Linked DNA regions of Homo sapiens: region 2 is linked to region 1. Evidence: read pairs that join two places in POLR2A ChIA-PET (ENCODE). Cell type or tissue: GM12878. All regions are shown on one strand. Each heading gives the region's core, and the rest is flanking DNA. Links, peaks and the distances in the headings are about the cores only. Region 1 overlaps BHLHE40-AS1 (BHLHE40 antisense RNA 1). Region 2 overlaps ITPR1 (inositol 1,4,5-trisphosphate receptor type 1).

The links. ChIA-PET counts read pairs that join two places held together with the same protein. Peaks named below come from ENCODE experiments on the same cell type or tissue, not always from the same donor. Only the 100,000 strongest peaks of a DNase experiment are listed, where the experiment ranks them.
Region 2: POLR2A ChIA-PET joins it to region 1 with 5 read pairs; 2 of 35 experiments call an interaction of 5 or more read pairs at or near these places.

Annotation. Positions count from the first base shown.
Region 1 is chr3:4,943,272-4,946,086 of GRCh38, reverse strand. All of the region lies in intron 1 of BHLHE40-AS1 (BHLHE40 antisense RNA 1), which reads left to right. Among named protein-coding and RNA genes, the nearest start is that of BHLHE40, 35 kb to the left of the region's middle. RefSeq lists a silencer at 1-69. In GM12878, for the core only: no CTCF peak of the experiment used is centred there; no DNase peak of the experiment used is centred there.
Region 2 is chr3:4,748,017-4,750,831 of GRCh38, reverse strand. The region is part of intron 44 of ITPR1 (inositol 1,4,5-trisphosphate receptor type 1); the gene reads right to left. EGOT (eosinophil granule ontogeny transcript) reads left to right here. Exons shown (of 2, transcript NR_004428.1): 2 at 822-1,640. Among named protein-coding and RNA genes, the nearest start is that of EGOT, 2.2 kb to the left of the region's middle. RefSeq lists an enhancer at 1,120-1,189 and a silencer at 1,851-2,043. In GM12878, for the core only: no CTCF peak of the experiment used is centred there; a DNase peak (open chromatin) is centred at 1,143; H3K4me3 peaks cover 1,092 bases; H3K27ac peaks cover 1,922 bases.

The sequences.
Region 1 (2,815 bases), core at 18-2,517:
CCGGACGCGGTGGTAGGCACCTGTAGTCCCAGCTACTCAGGAGGCTGAGGCAGGAGAATGGCGTGAACCCAGGAGGCAGAGCTTGCAGTGAGCCGAGATTGCACCACTGCACTCCAGCCTGGGGGACAGAGCGAGACTCTGTCTCAAAAAAAAAAAAAAAAAAAAAGAGTTGTGGGTAAAACGACACTTCACCCTTCAATACTCCAGCATATATTTTCTAAGAACAAAGACATTCTCCTACATGACTACAATGTAATTATTGAACTCAAGATGTTTAACATTAATGCAATGTTATTATCTAACATATAGGAACATTATGGAACATAATCTATATTCAGATTTTTCCCAAATGTCTCAATAATGCGCTTTTTTTTTTTTTTTTGACAGGGTCTCACTCTGTCACCCAGGCTGGAGTGCAGTGACATGATCTTGGCTCACTGCAGCCTTGACCTCCCAGGCTCAAGCAATGCTCCTGCCTCAGCCTTCCTAGTAACTAGGACCACAGGCGGGTGTCACCACGCCCAGCTAATTTTTGGTATTTTTTTGTAGAGACAAGGTTTCGCAATGTTGCCCAGGGACTGGTCTCAAATTCCTGACCTCAAGCGATCCACCCGCCTCAGCCTCCCAACGTGCTAGGATTACAGGCATGGGCCACTGCGCCTAGCCTCAGTGATGTCTTTAAAGTGTTATGGTTTGTTTCCCTCCTGCTCTGGTATCCAATCAAGGATGCTTCATTGCATATCGTTGTCGTATTGCTTTAGTCTCCTCTCTTTGTCTCTCACACCATTGATATATTTGGAGCTCAAGTTCCAGTTGTTTTGCCAAACGTCCCTTAATTTGGAAATCTATGGTTTTTTCCTTATGGTTGGAATCAACAATTTTGTCTGGAATACTATATACTTAGTGCATCCCCTCAGGGGCACATGATATAACTTACTTGGTGATGTTAACTTTGATCACTTGGTTATAATCATGCCTGCCAAATCCACCATTATAACACTCCAATTTCCCTGTATAATAAGTAATTCACGAGATCATGTGAATATCCTGTTTTCCAACAACCTTCCACCCAATGGTGATTTTTGTCTGAATCAATTATTAGTATGGCAGTTGTGAAATGGTGATGTTTCTATCCTTTCTTCTACATTTATTACTTAGTATTATTCTGTTAAAAAATTTCCCTCCACCTAACATTAATTTTTACATTTTTAGTAACAATTAGTAATAATGATGCATAAAAATCTATTACTGTCTTTATTCATTTTGATGTTTCATATTATCTGAAATGTGGCCAAAATACCTTCAGGCTGGCACTCCTGTCCTTTTGAGATAGCCACATCAGCTTTTGAACGTGTCCTTACTGTCTGTGAGAAGATGTTCCAGACTCACACTTGTACTTTCTTCTCCCTAACTCTGGAAACAGTCATTTCTCCAAAGAATCCTGATTCCTTATCATAGAAAATGATATTTAGAAACCAAGGTATAGGTGGAAGGTGTGCTTATTACTGTTGGAACGACACTACTCCCAGGCTCTGTAAGGAGACAGAGCCAGGGAATACTTGTCTGTATATATGCATGCACGTACTGAGATATAGCCACACATATCTTCAAATACTTCTATATGTATCTATACATATTAAAAACTCAGTTCATACTGGTAGCTCCAATTCCAATCCAACACTATAGAATTCATTCTATTTTTCTCACTTTCCATATTTGCAACTCAGTTCTTCAACAATGAGAAACCATTAGGAGAGAAAAATTAATTCTGCAAACATTATATCCCTAGAAGATCAGTAATAAAAAGAAATAATGCTCAACACACAACATGGATGAATTCTGAAAAATTATGTTGAGCAAAAACATTAGATACATGAAATAATCAGATATACATTATTGCATATTCCGTTTACATTCCATTTATACAAGCAAAGGTAATTTATGAGAATACAAACCAGAAAGTGGTTGCTTCTGGAGTGGGTGGGAGGATTGACAGGAAAGGAGTCAGAGGGAAGTTCTAGGGGGATGGCAGTGTTCTACAGATTGTGCTCAGTGGTGGCTACACAGATATATTCAACTGTCAACACTTATGGAACCACACACTTGAGAGCTGTACATCTTGTTGTACGTCAATTATGCCTTAATAAAAAAGAAAGACATAAAAATCTATAAATTGCTCTTAAATGGAAAGTTATTAAGCTTAACTCATAATAAGAGAATGCAAATTAAAACACTGAGACACCACTTTCATCTATATCAGTGGCAAAAATCAAAACCTTGACAGTACACACTGTTGGTGAGGCTGGGAGGGAAATGGGCATTCTCACCTGCTGGTGGGAATGCAAAAGAACAGCCCCAGTGAAGGGGAATTTGGCAATACCTAAAAAGAGCTATATTGACCCTTTGCCCCAGCAATCTCGCTTTTGGAAATTTATCCTAAATATGTATCTAAAGCTAATTTTCCCTACATACTCAGGTCTATTTCTTCACTTTTCATTCTTTTCTACTAGTCTACTTATCCTCCAGTACCACACAATTTTACTTCTAGAGGTCTTATAGTATGTGTTCATGTCTATTAGGGTTACTTCTACCTCTTTGTCTTTTTTTAGTTTTTCTAGCAATTCTTGTGTGCTTTATTTTAAATAAATAAGTATATATATATATATGTACACACGCAAATAGGTATTATATATATTTGTATATATGTGTGTGTATGTATATACCCATACAAATAGATATAGGCATTAAATAAGTATATATTTGTATAGGTGTATATACACATACACTCACACCCCATACAAATAGGTATATATAC
Region 2 (2,815 bases), core at 194-2,693, 200 kb after region 1:
GAGGGAAAATATTCTGTTTCCGGAGACAGCTCCAAGAATCATGAGTAGGTGTGAGAAACAAGGAAGCTTACAGATTTAAAAAAAAAAAGAAAGAAAGAAAGGAAGGGGGCAAAAGGAAGGAGTCAGGGAAGGGGGGAGTGAGATCTTTGAGAGACAGGGGAATTAAAAAACACCATAGCAACAACGCAGTCCACCTACCCTGGCCGCCCACCCACAGCCAGATTCTTTACTGACGCATTTGAGAACAAGCTGGTTCCTACCAGCTCAGGAAGGTGAGCAAACCCAGAGAGCTCATTAAATCCCTTCTCAGCGACTCTTGTCTGCCTGCAGATAGTGAGCAAGGAGGATATAAATAGAAGTTATATAACATCTCTTTGTTGATTCCTGTGCTTACCAAAAAAAAATGCAGCATGACCTTGTTTTTCTTTAGAGTTTGCCTCGGCCTGCTGGTTGAGGACTTTAATCCAGATAGGAATCATCTTGAAGTTTAAACAGCAGGATATAGATTTCCAAGTTAAGGGTGCTCTGCATGGCCATCCAAGTTAGGAACCCACAGGGTCAAGTCCTCCTCCGCGGATTAAAAAAAAAAAAATCCACCAGCTCTAAAACAACAACAGCAGGTATGGAATCTTGTGGCTTCCTCTTAGAACATCTCCTGAGGTAAATTAAGGAGTAAATTTGATACCCAAGAGCAAAGCATCATTAAAATGGCATCTTGGGTTTTCTAAAGGAGGTTCGAGCACCACAGGTATATTCAAAGGTAACTGGTGGTTTCCACATACCCTCCAGGCCTAAGCAGTTGTCTTTTTGTTCCTTAACAGGCACGATGGTAAGAGTCCAGTGGATGGAAAAGGCCTCCTCCTTAAAGATGGTGATGGAAACGAGCACTGCACAGGGAAACACAAATCAGGTCCCCTGAAATCCAGCCCAACCTGGCCAGACCCTCCAGTGCCCATCAGGGCTTATGAACAGGGTGCTTCAGTGTCTTTGTTAGGGGTGGTTAAAAAGGAGCACGTGCTTATAGGGGATGCTGCTGAGCTCCATGATTTTGACTTCCTGTCTAACCTGTTGATGCTACAAAACTCTTTTAAAAACAGTTACCATGGGAACTTTTCCCTAGCAAGCATTCTTCAAGAAACGTTACAGGTGCTGGTGAATTCAATGCCCTTGGTGTCAATAAGCTTTTGCTGAGTCTTAGAATGTGTGGCTTGAACTGAGAGGACTTTCAAACAGATAATGCGAAGTTTCCAATGCAAATGTCTTCGGGGTTAAGTGTCAGTGAAGTGCAGTGGAAGGTAGGGGGATAAAATGATCTCAGTGTATATGGAGGCCCCACTTAAGCATTCAAAAAATTCTATATACAGTGTTTTCAATGTATTATGTATCAGCAAAACAAAATACCCCATAGGGCTATAATCAGCTCAGGGGGTCACCTCAGCAAGAGATGCTCTGGCTATCACTCCTACTACGGGATTTCCTCTCTCATCAGAACCAGTAGGTGGTCAAAACCACAATAATGCATAAATGAAGGCAGGGAATTGGGTATCCAATGTGAGCAACTGAAAAGGTGCCATGTATTAGCTATTTGCCATTATGGTTCTGCAAGTGCTCAGATGACTCATAAAATGACCAGAACAAAAGTTTGTTCTTTTGTTTTTACTTTGAGAAGATAAAGAATCACGAATTAGTATTCAAGGTTACCTAATACTAACCCTTGTCTACCACGTGACCTTGCATTACAGGGAGCTGTTGTTGGGACAGGACAAGAGTCCACATCCCCTGCCCAGTGCCTGGTTCTGGGTCATGTCACCGAAGCGCATCAGCCCATCTGTCAGCCAAACCCCACTAGCCTTGTGCCTTCTCTTCTAAATCCCCGCGGAGGAAAACAACTTCTGCCTTCTACAGTACGAACAGCGAGGGTCTGCTGGGAACCAATACAACTTCGCGTCCCAGTGCAGCAATGTTGCCAGGTAACAAATGTAGAAACATACTCCAAAAACTGTATGTGACAATATACAACCTCCGCTCTGCAGCTGATAACCGAGGGAGTGTTAAAACACCGCGTTCTCTTAACACTTGGGTTTTTGGTGTGAAAGTAAAATTAAACGGGATACTTCCTCTTGTAAATATAAGACAGGCATACAACTCACACACGTATCCACTAATCGGAAATAGTAGAGGGGTTTGCAATAGCTATCTGCAGTGCATCCCAGCCTTCACTCTTACCCTCAAGATGAATTCCAGAAAACCTACAGAAACGATAACTGAGGAAGAGCCTTTCTTCTGTCGGGGACAAGCTCTCCTCTAACAATTGTGAGGAAGCTACCCACAAGAAAGACACCAGCAGAAATTAAGGAAAAGCTCATGCATTGTTATTAAAAAAAAATGTGCTTCCATTCCACTCCATTTTAAAGGTCTACCTTTAAAACTCATTGGCTAACCAAGCAGTGACTACTTGCTTCTCAGATCAAATAACCAGTGCAGCCTGTTCCCACCCCAAACGAAAACAAGATAGACACTGCTCTCTAGTAGGCAGAGCTCCAAAGTGGGTACAGGGCACTGAATAGCTCCCTCACATTGTACTCATGTAACTTAAAGGCTGGCTAGCATGGGAGAAAGCTGAGAGACTTCTGAGGGCCTTGTGTTCAAATCCCAGCTCTGCCAACTGGGTGACTTTGGGTAAGACACATGGCTTTTTTCAGACTCAGTTTCCTCATCTGCAATTGGGACTATTCCATGTAGCCCAGATAGAGTACCTACTGGCTCCACGCACAGTGCTGGGCACTTTATAAAATGAGAAGACCTTCCTCCCTTT